Regions from separate parts of the Mus musculus genome. Here region 2 is linked to region 1. A link is a loop called in an ENCODE intact Hi-C map of the cell type or tissue named here. Cell type or tissue: heart. All regions are shown on one strand.

The links. Hi-C counts contacts between places; a loop is a spot of excess contacts. Peaks named below come from ENCODE experiments on the same cell type or tissue, not always from the same donor. Only the 100,000 strongest peaks of a DNase experiment are listed, where the experiment ranks them.
Region 2: it touches region 1 in a loop (2.1-fold over the local background); 3 of 42 quality-filtered maps call a loop at or near these places.

Annotation. Positions count from the first base shown.
Region 1 is chr1:152,507,426-152,515,425 of GRCm38, forward strand. Colgalt2 (collagen beta(1-O)galactosyltransferase 2) reads left to right here. Exons shown (of 12, transcript NM_177756.4): 12 at 1,087-3,270. The coding sequence ends at 1,363. Among named protein-coding and RNA genes, the nearest start is that of Gm51749, 29 kb to the right of the region's middle. In heart, a CTCF peak has its summit at 4,033; DNase peaks (open chromatin) are centred at 3,996 and 7,076; H3K27ac peaks cover 515 bases.
Region 2 is chr1:152,457,997-152,465,996 of GRCm38, forward strand. The region is part of intron 1 of Colgalt2 (collagen beta(1-O)galactosyltransferase 2); the gene reads left to right. Among named protein-coding and RNA genes, the nearest start is that of Colgalt2, 62 kb to the left of the region's middle. In heart, no CTCF peak of the experiment used is centred here; DNase peaks (open chromatin) are centred at 3,135, 3,995 and 4,575; H3K27ac peaks cover 2,271 bases.

The DNA of each region.
Region 1 (8,000 bases):
ATCATGATGTCTCATGACGCTCACTCATAGTCATGGAGGTGGCAAGAAATTCAGGGGAAGAGAAGATGGCATCTGAGCCAGATATCCAAGAAAGGAGGAATACAGTACTCAATGCCCAAGGCCCTGCTGACTGACCCGATACTTATCAAAGGGTCTAGTAAATGGCAGTTACCTGTTAGTCCTCACAGTGGGCTATAAATTCTTAGAGGCAGAAATAGCCACACATCTCTTAGACCCTTAGAGTATTTGTAATAGCTGCTGAAGCAATGTGTCCTAAAATCATGAGTGGAGCAGGAGGCCAGGTTCTGACCTTGATCCCTTCTCTCAGTTGCTAAGTGATCTCCAACTCGGACCTTCCTTTTAGCTGTTGAGGTCCCCACGATACAGCTTGATCATTTTATCTTGTCACCAGTAAAGATGGAGCTATCTGCCATCTTTTACACAATATGCGTTACCTCTGTATACTGACAGAGATATAGAGTCAAGCCACTATCTCCTGAAACAGAAAGGAACATAGCACTTAATTCTCCTGTGGACAAAGATACTGTATAGATATCCTTCACGTAACTTTCAAGGAACCCTTGGAGGAAGCAAAGATGTCCCTCTAGTTTTACAACTGCATAGAGCCAGGGCAGCAAGCAAGAACTGGGGTGCGATGGCCAGCTAGCATGCCTCCAAACCTTCTCCATGTCCCTTACCCCATTGTGGCTCTCCAGGTCTCAGATGTCCTCATTTCTTTATCAGTGGAAACAGGAATGGAACACTGATTGAGAATTGGTCATGTTTATTTATCGCTGTGAGTCCAATAGAGTTGATGTCTTACCTTTCAGAGTAAGACTTGAAGCTCTTTCACTAAACTGTTCTACCCAACCGCAACCGGTTTTGCTTGTCTCTACAGACCTTCTCAACACTTTAAAGAAATCCTTTTTGTGTTTGTAGTCTAAGGTTCTCCACAATCGATAGAACTTTACAAAAGCAAGAAATGTACCCAGGCAGTTTCAGAGATGACAAGCAGGGCTCTCTGCCTTCCCCATTCCCTGAGACTTCTTTCCGCCCCTCATGTGGCTGTGCACCTCTTGTTTACAGGGCTGAGTACAAGGAGTATTATGAGTCCAGGGACTTGAAAGCCTTCTCCGCAGAGCCTCTGCTCATCTACCCTACGCACTACACAGGCCAGCCAGGCTATCTGAGCGACACAGAAACGTCAACCATCTGGGACAATGAGACAGTGGCCACTGACTGGGACAGGACACACTCCTGGAAATCCCGGAAGCAAGGACACATCCGCAGCACCGCCAAGAACACGGAAGCACTTCCACCGCCAACTTCCCTGGACACTGTGCCTTCAAGAGACGAACTCTGAAAGCTTCCTGGGTGTGTGGTCTGCAAGGTTCATCACTGTCTGGATTTTCTAAAGGGCTACTCATCTGTTTGCTCCAGTTTGGGGTTTTGTTTTGTAGAGATGGCAGTCATCTAATCAAGTGGTTTGATGTGACTCATCAAAATTATATCATTTGTATAGTGAAGAACAGAGAAATTAAAAACCAAATTCCCTAGGAAGCCATTACTGGAATATCTAGGTTAAACTTCAGTCCAAATGCCCAGTTCTGCTCACTAGCTAGAGAATGCGGTTAGCCACACTGGTGTGGCAACATGGCTCATATTCTCATCCAAGAAATGGCACCCCAAGCTGTCACATCAGTAAGTGAGCAGTCAACACAGACAAGCCAGTGGACCTTGTTTACTAATCTAAGTGGTCCATTTTATGTGGCAGATGTGACCCTGAAATCATCAAGCCATCTAGACTACATTTATTCATCTAATTGATGTGACCTTGAAAACTGTACTATGTAACAAGTGTCTGGGAATGGGGAAACCAAACCATTAATTGGGCTTTTATTCAAAGGAGCTCTGTCATGAGTTTGTTGCAAAGTGGATGTTTTCTTCTTGGCTTTATTATCCCATGGAGTGAGAGCTGGAGCGATGGCTCAGTGGTTATTATCCAATGGAGTACGTAACTGGCTTGGGTAGCGACATGGGCTCTTGACCATCATGGCAGCTAGAGTGTTCATCAAAATGTCTAGGTGCCATGTGGCTATAATATTTAGATATTTATGGGGGAAAGATCTAAACCCTTGGCATTTGTATTGTGGCTTAAGTCCAATATGTCTATTTATAAAAAACTGTAATATATACAGGTTGTGAGGGATGGGGTGACCCAGAACCTCACACCTTATATGTCACCCCTTCGCCTGGGGAGGAACTGCAGGTGTGAGTGTAATAAGTCACTGTTGATGAGTTTAATAAGTCACTGTTGAGGGTCAGAATACATTTCAGCCTCACACTTGTCCTCGTTTTGGATTTTCATTATATTCTGAATTATTTATTTTACCAAAGTGGAAAAACCATCGTCTGTAGGGTGAAGCAAGCAGAGGAACAGATGTCTCAGACTCTCACTGCACACTGGGCAATGTCAGTATTGACACGTGAGTCTGCGCATCTGAATTGCCTGAATTTCCCAGCTTGGCTTTTGCAGGGAAGACCGCTGGTGAGAAGCTAACCAGTTAGGAGTAACTTATTCTCCAGTGGATATATAAGACACTGGCCTAGACAATAGATTTAAGTCAACGATCCACAGCTCTCAGAGCCAAAAATCCTAATTAGACACCTTTCTCCAAAAAAGTCCCCTAAAACTTTTTCCTAATTCTTCATAGGTAATTTAATGTCAGGTGCAATGCTGGACTGTGTCACACACAGTGTCAGGATTCCCAGCCAGCTGTTGAGAGTGCTTGTGGTGCTTCACCTCAGCCACCCTTCCTTCCTGGGTATGATTCAGGCTTCTTGACTGAAGCTGAGAAACCAGGCTTATCCAGCCCCAGCTTGTGTCTTCTCATCTAGAGAAAAAGAGAAGAGCATTAAGGAGCTCATGAGGAACCCTAAGTGGTTCCTAAGGTCTCCTTGGGTGTTCGGTATTTTGTTTGTGATTTGAATGTGTGCAAGAATGCCTGGCTTTAACTGTGTATTTTATAGGAGTGGGAGGTGGCTGGGGCACTGGAAGTGAAGGGAGACTGAGTTATGTTTTGTGTTGTTGTTGTTTTTGTTGTTTTCGTTTCTGTTGCTGTCTTAATGGGTAACTTTCTCCCGTTTGCCCTGTCAGCTGGTCTGACGGATTTAAGAATTTTCATTCTTAAAAGACATTGGATTTCAAAGTTTGAATTCTAGATTAGGACCTTTTCTAACTGTGAATAAAGTTCTGGTTCTGTTAGTCTAGCCCAGCCTGTGTTTCTGCCTGCTCAGATTTGAGTCCCTTGTAATATTCTTGTGAACTATTACGAACTGCGAATCTAGCACTTTAAAAAGCCATCTTTTTAGCAATCCAGATAGCTTGCCAAGCCTCCCTTCTGCTCTTCAACTTAGACACTGGCCATTGCGGTGAGTGACACTTGAGGCCTTCGGTACAGAGCTCTGTCTCTGGCCCTGGAGCCCGCTCTTGGTGCCTGAGAGGCTGAAGCCCATGCAGATTCCTCTCAGGATCCAAACTGTGATCTTCTGAGGGAAAAGCCTGACCTTGATAGTGTAAGCACTGCCCTGTGGGCTGCCCCCTGCAGTCTGCAGAAGACTCATCCTTGGCATCCCTTGGGCACTTGAAGGAGTGGGCATCCACATACCCTGGTCTGTCTTGCTGTACTGTTTCAGCATAGGGAAGAGACCAGCTGCCTTCTGGAGCTCTCCATATAAATAAAAGCAAATGTTCTAAATTCCTAAATTATGCTTGCTGCTTGGCTCTTCAAACCCTTGCCACTGACCAACACTACCAGGACTGCCACATCTGCATCAGTGTTGAAAACCAGAGAGCATCCGGAACTGTCATGGGATCCCAAGGCAAATGAGACAGGGCAGCTACTGCCCTGCCCATGCTGTGGGAGCTGCTGTGGGCAGATGAGTAGCATTATGCAAGCTGGCAGGGATTATACCATATGTTCAAGGCAGAAGAGTCCCCCTAGAGGAAGTTGAGGGTATGCCATATGTTCAAGGCAGAAGTGTCCCCCTAGAGGAAATTGAGGGTATGCCATATGTTCAAGGCAGAGTGCTCACTGTTGTGCTAACACGTGGTCTATCTAACCATTCAAAGATAAAATGGTAGGGAGAATGACTCTAGTATTTCAAATCAAATCTCCGCCCCCGCCCCAAGTCTCCAGAACCATGTGTGAGCATGACCTGGTTTCAGGCCCTGTTTGGGGAATGGAAACTCTCAGGAGGCAAGGGCAGGTGCCCACCTTTGTGGGAATCCAGTCAATTTAGGAACCACACAGGCAGGTAGCTGTATTTCAGAGACTAAAAGGGGGGAAAGTGGGTTCTAGCATCCTAGAGGATTGGAGCTGCTTTTTCAGCACAGTGGAAGGAGGGCCTGTGAAAGACCATCCAGCGTTAATGGGAGGATGGGTGGGAGTGTTGGGTCCAATGATGGAACTGGACAGAGGTAATGCCGACAAGCTGACTTGCTTACATACTGATTGTGAAGACAGAGGCTGCTGTTTGGGGAGGAAGTCTAGGATTCTAGGTTTGGTTCCTGTCTGGACAGACAGTGAAGATGCTTCTGGGATAAGATTGGTGCCTGAAGCCAGAAAGGTTCCCATTCGGGCACAAACCTGTTGATCTTACTATTTCTCTTTACGGTTGGAACAAGTGAGTAAGGATGACATCCCAGGAGGCTTTCCACAGTGTATGCCTTCACATCCTCCAGCAAACAAAGCCGTATGAATAAGCAAGGATCGTCTCTTCATCAAGGATTGCTGCAGGGGAGGCCTTCATCGTAAAGAGCCATGCCCAAATTTACAAGAGAGGGCATTTTCTCTTCCAAGTCCTCCATATTCTCTTGACACCCACACTGAATCAGACTCTGAGTCACCCACTCTGAGTTCAGCCCATCCAGGACTCCATGTTTTCTCTTCCTGTGGACCAGAATCCTGGTTCCTCACTCCTAGCGGTATGCAGATGGTGCCTGGTACATAGGAGACCAGGAACCACAACATTCATCCCAGACTCTGCTGTTTCTCCTTCTGGAAAGCCATGGGCTGTGGACCACCATCCTGTCTTTGTCTTGACTCCTCTGAGTGGCAGACATGCCAGCTGTGCCCACGCACCCCCGCAGGGGGCAGGACACAATGACACCACAGTGTGTTTGAGATACTCTTTCCAACCAAGGAGGGGAAGGGAATGATCCACAAGCGATCGATTGCCTTGACTGATATCAATCAAAATAAAGCTGAAATGAGGCAGAGGTCTTGAGAAGACGAAATGGAATGACTTACACCAGAGGACAGGCAGCCCTGGAGTTTGTCGGTATGGTCATACAGAGTTTCGCAGGGCTCTTTTCTCCAGAAACAACCTGCTGCCTCAGGGACATTCTCCTAAGTGTGGCTGAGAGATGAAGCCGGAAGGTGAAAGGACTCGTAGGGTCCTCTGTGAACCTCAGGTGACAGACCCCTCAGCACAGGGCAGCTGAGGCAAGGAAGAAAAGCCTAGGGTTTTCTGTTTGCCTGCTTGGAGAACGGTGGTGGCTTTAGTAATCATGCTACCAAAGACTGCACGGAAAATGGCACCTCCTCTCATGACAAGGACAGGAAAAGATGAACTTGCTTTAGTGTTTAGGAAGAAATGTTGATGGAAGTGTTAGACACTGGGTGGGACCTAAGGGTCAATGGTGAGCTATGCCATTCAAATTTGGGGAGACAGGAGGCTGACTTCCTCTCTGCCCTATGAATTTACTATAAATTCTCTCCTGCCCCCCTTCTCCATCCATGTGTGTGTGTGTGTGTGTGTATCTTTGTCCGTGTGTGTGTTTGCTTTCTTTCTCCCACTGCGCATGTTCATAATTAAAATGGTCTCACGTGGGCTGCCTCTACCACACCAATGATGCTGCTCCTGCTCAAACCTGGAGCCATCCTTCCCCTGACCTGAGAAGGGCAGGAAGGTGGAACGAAGAATCATCTAAGAATCAATTCTCTGGACTTTTTGAATAATCTACATTTGTTCTTAGACCCCGCCCTAGTTTCTTCAGCTTAGTTTCCCCTGAAATGGGTGTGGAAGTCAAAGGCCATGTGGGAACACTTCCAAGGTCTGAAGGGCATCTGCTTAGAAGCCCCTGGGGACCTTAAGAGAGCTCCTCTGCACAGTCCCCAGCCCAGCGCTGTCCAGAATCACGATCCTGGAAGAAAGATGCCCTTTGGGCTGCAGTGGACAGCTTTCTGTTTCTTATAAGTTGTCAGTGAAGATGGGGAACCAGACGTGTGGAACGGGCATGCATGCAGACTGCAGCTGACTCGCCAGAGTGCTGCTGGTGTGAGCAGCAAGGTTTGAACTGCTATTCTAAACCAGCATGGTAGTGTGAAGACTTGAAGAGGATTGTATGATTGTTCAACCTGGCCATGCAGGAGGAAACCAAGCGGATTTGAGGGGAGGGACTACCCATGAGTGGAGAGGAAAGTGGGAGCCTGCACAGCAAAGTCCTCATGCCAGAGGGATCTCTGAGACAGAACGACAGGACAAGAGGAGAAAAGAGAGTGCCAGGCCATGCTTGGAGGTAGTGATCTTGGTGCAGAGACTGGACAGGAAAGCAAGCAAGTGGAAACCAGTGGCAGAAGGCAGGTTTAATGGTAGTGGTACCAGCCTAGTCTTTAAATTGACCACTTTATCCTTAATCCTACCACAGTGGGAAGCTGAGGTGAGCTTAGGCCTGTGATGAAATGGTGGGACAGGAGTAACCTGGATTCAGGCATGCGAATGCCTTTGGCGCCAAAGCCCCTTCCTACAGAAAGAGGCAGAGATTATTCTCACAGAAGAGGACCCAGGAGTGAGCAAGGTTCTCCCTACAGGTCTGCAGATGCAGAGGGCATCCAGGAAGGTGGGGGCCCTCAGAGGGACACTCCAGCACAGGGCTCAGCTCGCCTGTCAAAGGTCCTCACTTGCAAAGCCTGAAGGCTGGCCAGGGAGGCTGCGCAGAGCCCACATGCCTGTCTTCATGAGTCTCTCTGGATCACAGACAAGAAACAAGCTGCCAGAGCCCCAGATGTGCTCCAACTCCGTGAGTCAGACAGCAGCAGCAGCAGGCTAAGATTTTTCCAGGGTGCTGTTCCACACATGGAAGCTCTACCCCTGTGATTTTCCCGTCTGGAATGGGGGCTGCTCCCCCAGCCAAGAATGTTGGGGCTCCCTTGCCCTGGGCCTGAAGGAAGACTGCAGCCAGCTGAGACTGCACTCAAATGAAGAGCTTTTTGTGCACGCTCTCTCACTCTGAATAAACCTCGAGGGATAGGAGTGCCTGTCAGTTACCGCTTCTCAGCTAAGGCAATGCTAAGTATAGAACTTGCCTAAGGTAGTAAGCGACCAGGGAGCCTGTCTTCCCAGCAGTCCGATCTGCGCTCTCCCCCCCCCCCCCCCCCCCCCGCACAACACAAACTGCAAACTACAGCCCCAACAAAATGTCTGATAGCTCTAGCTCTCTCTCTCCCTCTCTCTGATATATCTGATATACTAATTATTCAAAAAGTTATCAAATAGACATACCGTAGTGTACATTCTCAGATAAGAGTCTGTTGAAGGCTTGGCTGTCTGCTGTCATATAAATGAGGATCATGGATGTCTGAGAGAAAACTATCATTTAGGATTGCTTCCATTTCAAATCCGGCACCTTGATTTTTCGGAAGAAGCCATGAAAGCACTTCAGAAAGCGCTTCAGTCATCTCTTGTGTGAGATGATGTCCTAGCACTCACTTGGGCACAGGCCTGGACCTATGATGCAGCATAGGTTCTGCTCATTAGTGATGGAGGGGCATGACGCTTCCTCATGGGGAGTTGTGATAAAGGGCTGGGGCCAGTCACTGAGCAGAGAGGACAAGAGTCTGGGACGGTCTAGGTCTGGCTCTCCCAGATAGGCCAGACTTGGCTTCACAGTGAAGTCCTTCATGTTGATACCCCTCTCAAAGGGGCGAGGGAAGAGG
Region 2 (8,000 bases), 49 kb before region 1:
TGGATAATGTCCGGCTGTGGGACTCTATTTGCTCCCATCCGATGCAGGAGGAAGCATCTCTGACGATGGCTGAGGAGGGCACTGACTGATCTATGAATAGAGCAGAATGTCCTTAGGAATGAGCTTATTGTTATCTTCCTTTAGTAACACAGTACTGTTTGATTTTACCTTGGGTTCCTGGGCTACCTACTGTCAGGTTTTTGGTCACCCAAGCAGCATCAGGTATGGGTTCCATCTCAAGCAGTGGGCCTGAAGTCAAATCAGACATTGGTTGGCTACTCCCACAGGGGTTGTATGTCCTATGTAGCACTTGCCCAGTCTTTGGTGCCATGCCTGTGGTTGTTTCTGGAATAAAGGGGTGCACTGAGGGGAGTGGTTAGAGCACAGATATTTATTTTGTTCACAAGGAGAGTTTCATAAGAAATTAATTTATCTCATTTCCTGGTCTATTAGGACCTAGGAAAGGGGTTTTATTGGGAGAACTCTCCAATTCCCTATTTTGTATTTGTATCCTTAATCTCTTGCAAGCGTGCATGCGAATGTGTGTGTGTGTGTGTGTGTGTGTGTGTGTGTGTGTGTGTGTGTATAATCTGTATCTAGTTTCCACCCACCAAGATGGGTTCTAGATATTTGAAACCCTACTGGGTGACCAGGAAGCAGGAAACAATGGGCATACTTTGTAGTGGCTAAGTGTAGGCCTCCCTTTGGTAGGTCAGCTGCTGGGAAGGATCTTCCTGGGGTCAGAATAAAGATGGGGTGCTTTATGAACTACCGTAATTGAATATTAATTTCATTAGTTATTTTCAAAAGAGGAATTTTATTTTTAGGTGTAATTTTTGTTTGTTTGTTTGTTTGCTTGCTTGTTTTTATATCTTCACCAATGAACCGTTAATGAGTGAAAACAGCCACTGAAGTGGGCTCTTTCATGGTTAAAATCTCAAGGTGGAAAATTCACTCTTTTGGCAGTTTCTACTCATGGTGAGAATGGTCCAGGCCCTGACTAGCAGTGTTCATTCCACCACTGTTCTCTGAATGACTGCTGTTTGGAGATGACGGTTTTTTGACATCAGCTGGAGTCCTGTTACTCCATATGCCAAAGGCCTAGACATTCCAAGGTGCCAGGGAAGCCAAGAACATTCCCCAGGACCCAGTGCATATGGAAGTGATCGAGAATGCATGCCCTGGAGAGCTGAGAAATCCAGTCTAGCTTCAGTAGGGTTCCAGTGGCCCCCGGCTTACCAACGTGACTTTAGCCCTAACAGCCTCTGAAGGACATGCGGTTAAAGTAAATGAACCGGTTCTAATTATTTCAAGCTGGTTATCACTTAAGAGCCAAGATTTCAGAATAAAAACCGACTTTCTGGAACAAGGAGAGATGGCAGGCTTAGCCTAGCTGCTTTTAGATATTACCAGGTAAATCTGAGTCCTGGCGCCACCCCTGTTATCCTTGAAGCCCTGGCAGCCTACAGACAGGCTTCTTCAGTGGCCCATGGGCTCTCTTCCACCAACCAGCAGCAATGTGCCCACCAGCCCAAGGCCTTCCTCGGCTGACACAATCCTACATGTGCTATTGGCCACAATTCCAGGGTGTTGGCTTTTGACCCTTTTTGATGCCTGAACCTTTACTGACTTTCAAAGCTAGAGGTGACGAAGACTGGGTACAAGGAAGGCTTTAGATGTGGCCTGTGTGTCCCCTGGAGCCATGTGGGTGTTGCACCTGTTTCTGTCAGCCCTGCCCTCCCTGTATGGAAGGAAGTAATCCTGTCTACTTCTTTTTCGTTTTCTATGATGATGCTATTTTCTGTTTTCTTTTTTAATTCCTTGGGGGCTTTGAGATGCCATTCCTTTGTATTAGTTGGCTAAGTCTATAGTAAGATTTTGATTCCTTTTTCATTTATTTCAGTGTATAGTTTTTGGTTGTTCTCGTCATGGTTTCTCTGGGTATTGCAACTAACAACTAAGTTTATAATTAGTGTTCAGGTCGGTAGCTATGTAGTTTTAAGAGTGCATGAAGACTTTGGTCCTATATAGCTTTTTCTCTCCTTTTTATTTTCTTTAAATCACAAATCATATGTGATATCATGGTGTTCATTCACTTATAATTATTGCTTTATAAAGTAATATTTTAAATACTATAGGCAAAATATTTTATAAAATTAAGATACTTCAACACTGAGAAAATAAGCAAAGAGGTGCTAATGGACAAAGAGGATCAAACTATGAGCACTGAAGCCATCCAAGGCCACAGCTCCTCTAAAAATGAAAGAGGGACACCCCTCAGTGCTACAGGGTCTAAGTGTTCCCTAGAGGCAAAGAGAAACCCCTGCATGTTTGTCAATTCCACACAGTTATTGGGAAGAGGAAACACAGCTGAGAAAATATCTCCATCAAGTTTCCTGTAGGAAAGTCCGGAGGCCATTTTCTTGATTAATTATTTATGTGAGAGGTCCCAATGTGTGGAGGGGGCTGTCACCCTGGACAGTGGTCCTGAGTTGTTTAAGAGAGCAGCTGAGCAAGCCAGAAGCAACTCAGTAAGCCGTGTTCCTCCAAGGTCTCTTCTTCAGTTGCCTGCAGGTTCCTGACCTGACTTTCCTCAATGATGAAGTGTCGCCTGAGTATTACAAGCTGAAATAAGTCCTTTCCTCCCCAAGTTGCTCTTAGTCATGGCATTTACTATAACAATAGAAACTAAGACAGTGGCCTTCAAAACCCAAACTCTGATCTTAAAAAAAAATAATAATCAGTAAAGCTCAATCATAGTTTTTCAGTGTTAGCTCAGAAAGGTCTGAGCTCCCCTTTCACCCGAGTGTAATTCAGAGAGACCGTGGGACAGAGATAAATGATCAAGAACCCGCTTTTCCAGCAAGCACATGGATCTTAATTGGAGCTACTGTACCAATGTATCTTAGATTACATCATCTGTAAGCGAAGGACTTGGCTTTGGAGCCTGGGAAGTACAAGATCAAGTTGCTGGTAGAGCTGGTGTCAGATAAGGGCTCCACCTCTGCCTCACAGTTGGTAGCTTGTTGCTGCTCCCTCAAATAGCAGGAGGAGCCCATAAGGCTTGCCCACCCTCTCGAGTGAACAGCCTTCTAAAGGCCCAGAGTCTTATGCAATCACATTGGCCCCAAGTCCCACCTTCTGACTGGATTCCAGAGGAACATTTGGACCACAGCACCATGTTTGTGTTTCCGTGGACAGTGTCTGGTTTAGTGGCCACAGATGATCTGTGGAACACTTGTCCAGGCGTCCAGCTATCTGCTGTGCCATGATGGGTTTGTGGTGTCATTTGCTTGGCACACATTTATTTTCTTGATGCTGGGGATTCAATCCAGAGCTGTGTATATGCTATGGAAGTATTCTACCATTGAGCCACATCCCAACCCACATCACCGGTTTTCTTCAGTGTCTGAGGGATGCCCCATTACTCCTCTGGGTACCTTTCCTGGTCTGTCTGACAAAGGATAAGGACTCTGAGGAATTCTCACTTTCCATTTGGATCTGATGGAGCTCGCAAGTTTACGCGAAGAGCCAGAGAGCCTCAGCTTGTCCTGAAGGGATGCACACGTGTCCTGTGCTTTCAATTGGATGTCTTTGTATTCTTATGGTGAATATGAATGAATCTCGTGGTGGAACATGCCCCTCACTGGTACATTATCTTGCAGGACTATGAAAAAAGAACCATTAACGCACGCCTCATGTCTCCTCCAGGAAACCGCACCTGAGCCTCTCCTGCTTCGGCCTGTCTGAGTATCCCTGAGCCCACATGCTTTTTCATTATTATGAATACACAGAAACACTTATTTGTTCGGGAACAGAAAAGCTGTAGTCAGACCTGTCTGCCTGCGTTTCTGTGTATTTAGCTAGGGAGGTCTTAGTGGGAGATAAAGGGCTTCCTGCCTGGGCTGGGCTGGGCTGGTCCAGCAGCGCTCTTCTTCCTCTGGGACCCGCTGTTGGAAAGATGGGCCCAGAACATCAAAGGTCAGAGGAAAAGTTTCTCCCTCAGCTGCAGCCAGGAAGCTGTCCTTTGCTGAGGAAGCCAGAGAACAAAGGGAACTCTACTCACTGGGAAGGAACTGTGGGCCTGCCTTAGCTCTGTGCTTCTATTTTTAGTTACACATGGGTATCTCTGCAGAGTCCATGAAACCACCTTCTCAGTACAGCAGAGGATATTTAGGCAGATTTGGGGATTGTTTCATCTGCAGGCCAGAAACCTTTATTTCCTCTAATAACAATATTTTTAAAAGGGACTGGGAAATGCTTCCATATGCAAAGAGGACAACGAGAACATAGTCCTGTGTGACAAAGAAACAACCGCGAAGAAAAATGAGTAAATTATTTCACATTACTTAAAAAACAATGAAAAATATCGGAATTCTATGAAGAATGTTATGCTGTAAATCTAATTCTGGTCCAGGAGTGACTCTACTCGTGCTTCACTTCGTGAGAGAGTGGCTTGATGCTCCCTGCACTCTGTGTGGCTTCCCGTTCCACAGGGCAGTAGTAGCCTGTGGCCCTGGGCCCAGTGGAGATGACTGTAGCTGCTGTGCCCCAGTTCTTGGCATAAACACAAGCAGTTCCGTGGCTCCCTGGGAACTGCTTCCTATCTCCTTGGTTGTTTGCCCTCCTATAACCCGGTCTTTGTCCTCAGATACTCCTGGTGTCCCACGCTACTCCACATCACACAGCACCTCTCCCTCTCCAGGCAGCACAACACCTAGGGGCTCTGTGGGTGGCTGTGCCTTCTAGACCTCACGAAGAAAGGAGCTGCTTCTGGCCCACTTTCTTTTTTTTTTTTTTTTTTTTTTTTTCCATTTTTTATTAGGTATTTAGCTCATTTACATTTCCAATGCTATACCAAAAGTCCCCCTTACCCACCCACCCCCACTCCCCTACCCACCCACTCCCCCCCTTTGGCCCTGGCGTTCCCCTGTACCGGGGCACACAAAGTCTGCGTGTCCAATGGGCCTCTCTTTCCAGTGATGGCCGACTAGGCCATCTTTTGATACATATGCAGCTAGAGTCAAGAGCTCAGGGGTACTGGTTAGTTCATAATGTTGTTCCACCTATAGGGTTGAAGATCCCTTTAGCTCCTTGGGTACTTTCTCTAGCTCCTCCATTGGGAGCCCTGTGATCCATCCATTAGCTGACTGTGAGCATCCACTTCTGTGTTTGCTAGGCCCCGGCATAGTCTCACAAGAGACAGCTACATCTGGGTCCTTTCAGTAAAATCTTGCTAGTGTATGCAATGGTGTCAGCATTTGGAAGCTGATTATGGGGTGGATCCCTGGATATGGCAGTCTCTACATGGTCCATCCTTTCATCTCAGCTCCATACTTTGTTTCTGTAACTCCTTCCATGGGTGTTTTGTTCCCACTTCTAAGGAGGGGCATAGTGTCCACACTTCAGTCTTCATTTTTCTTGAGTTTCATGTGTTTAGGAAATTGTATCTTATATCGTGGGTATCCTAGGTTTTGGGCTAGTATCCACTTATCAGTGAGTACATATTGTGTGAGTTCCTTTGTGATTGTGTTACCTCACTCAGGATGATGCTCTCCAGGTCCATCCATTTGGCTAGGAATTTCATAAATTCATTCTTTTTAATAGCTGAGTAGTACTCCATTGTGTAGATGTACCACATTTTCTGTATCCATTCCTCTGTTGAGGGGCATCTGGGTTCTTTCCAGTTTCTGGCTATTATAAATAAGGCTGCTATGAACATAGTGGAGCATGTGTCCTTCTTACCAGTTGGGGCTTCTTCTGGATATATGCCCAGGAGAGGTATTGCTGGATCCTCCGGTAGTACTATGTCCAATTTTCTGAGGAACCGCCAGACTGATTTCCAGAGTGGTTGTACAAGCCTGCAATCCCACCAACAATGGAGGAGTGTTCCTCTTTCTCCACATCCTCGCCAGCATCTGCTGTCACCTGAATTTTTGATCTTAGCCATTCTCACTGGTGTGAGGTGGAATCTCAGGGTTGTTTTGATTTGCATTTCCCTGATGATTAAGGATGTTGAACATTTTTTCAGGTGCTTCTCTGCCATTCGGTATTCCTCAGGTGAGAATTCTTTGTTCAGTTCTGAGCCCCATTTTTTAAGGGGGTTATTTGATTTTCTGAGGTCCACCTTCTTGAGTTCTTTATATATGTTGGATATTAGTCCCCTATCTGATTTAGGATAGGTAAAGATCCTTTCCCAGTCTGTTGGTGGTCTTTTTGTCTTATAGACAGTGTCTTTTGCCTTGCAGAAACTTTGGAGTTTCATTAGGTCCCATTTGTCAATTCTCGATCTTACAGTACAAGCCATTGCTGTTCTGTTCAGGAATTTTTCCCCTGTGCCCATATCTTCAAGGCTTTTCCCCACTTTCTCCTCTATAAGTTTCAGTGTCTCTGGTTTTATGTGAAGTTCCTTGATCCACTTAGATTTGACCTTAGTACAAGGAGATAAGTATGGATCGATTCGCATTCTTCTACATGATAACAACCAGTTGTGCCAGCACCAATTGTTGAAAATGCTGTCTTTCTTCCACTGGATGGTTTTAGCTCCCTTGTCGAAGATCAAGTGACCATAGGTGTGTGGGTTCATTTCTGGGTCTTCAATTCTATTCCATTGGTCCACTTGTCTGTCTCTATACCAGTACCATGCAGTTTTTATCACAATTGCTCTGTAGTAAAGCTTTAGGTCAGGCATGGTGATTCCACCAGAGGTTCTTTTATCCTTGAGAAGAGTTTTTGCTATCCTCGGTTTTTTGTTATTCCAGATGAATTTGCAAATTGCTCCTTCTAATTCGTTGAAGAATTGAGTTGGAATTTTAATGGGGATTGCATTGAATCTGTAGATTGCTTTTGGCAAGATAGCCATTTTTACAATGTTGGTCCTTCTGGCCCACTTTCAAATAGACACTTAGTACTCCACAGTTGGCTCTTACCTTTTGAGTGATGTTTTTAATAAGGCTGCTTTTAATTCAAGTATCTATTTTGATGAACTTCATAATTAAGAGGGGGAAAAAAAAACCTTGCAGCTAGAAAACATCACACACCAAGAATAACCAGACCCAAAGTCTATGTATTTCAATGAACTTTTAATAAGTTAGAATATCTAGGGTTTTGTTGTTGTTGTTTGTTTTTGTTTTGTGTGTGTGTTTGTGTGTGCTTTTGTTTCTGTTTTTTGTTTGTTTGGTTTTGTTTTTGTTCTTTGAGACAGGTTTTTTTTTCTGTGTAACCCTGGCTATCCTGGTACTCACTCTGTAGAACAGGCTGGCCTCGAACTCAGAAATTCATCTGCCTCTGCCTCCCGAGTGCTGGGATTAAAGGTGTGCGCCACCGCTGCCCGAGAATATCTGTTATGAGGCCGTGACGCTTCACGCTGGAGGTTAACCTTTTCGCTATCGGATGTGTTGTTATGCGGTTATTCACCACTAACACCGAAATTCCATGACACAATTAGATCTAGAAAATCAGTGAGCTTTATACCATACATCGGTGTCGTTTTTTCAGATGCTGGCATGCACATCTGTTTGTAGCTGTTCTCAGTTTGTGGGTCATGACCCCTTTGGGGGTCACATATTAGATATCCTGCATATCAGATAGTTATGTCACAATTCATAACAATAGCAAAATTAAAGTAGCAATGACAATAATTTTTTGGTTGGGGATCACCACAACATGAGGGACTGTATTAAAAGGCTGCAGCATTATGAAGGTTGAGGACCACTGGTTTAAGCCATAATTTTGCCTTTTCCAAATTGATTTGGTTTTATTAGAGTGATGAAGAATCCTTAATATCTCTGACCTTGAATTATATTAGCTTGCCTTTGTGAGCTCTTAAATTAACCATAACTGAAGAAATACCCTGGAGTTGTAATACTTACTCCAGTTTCAGTATCAGTGTCAGAAGCCAGAAAATATTCTAAAGCTCACATTGGGAAACATGGTTAGGTTTTGCAGACTTAACAGAATTTCTGTACCAAGATAGTTAATTTTTATAATTTTTAGTATAT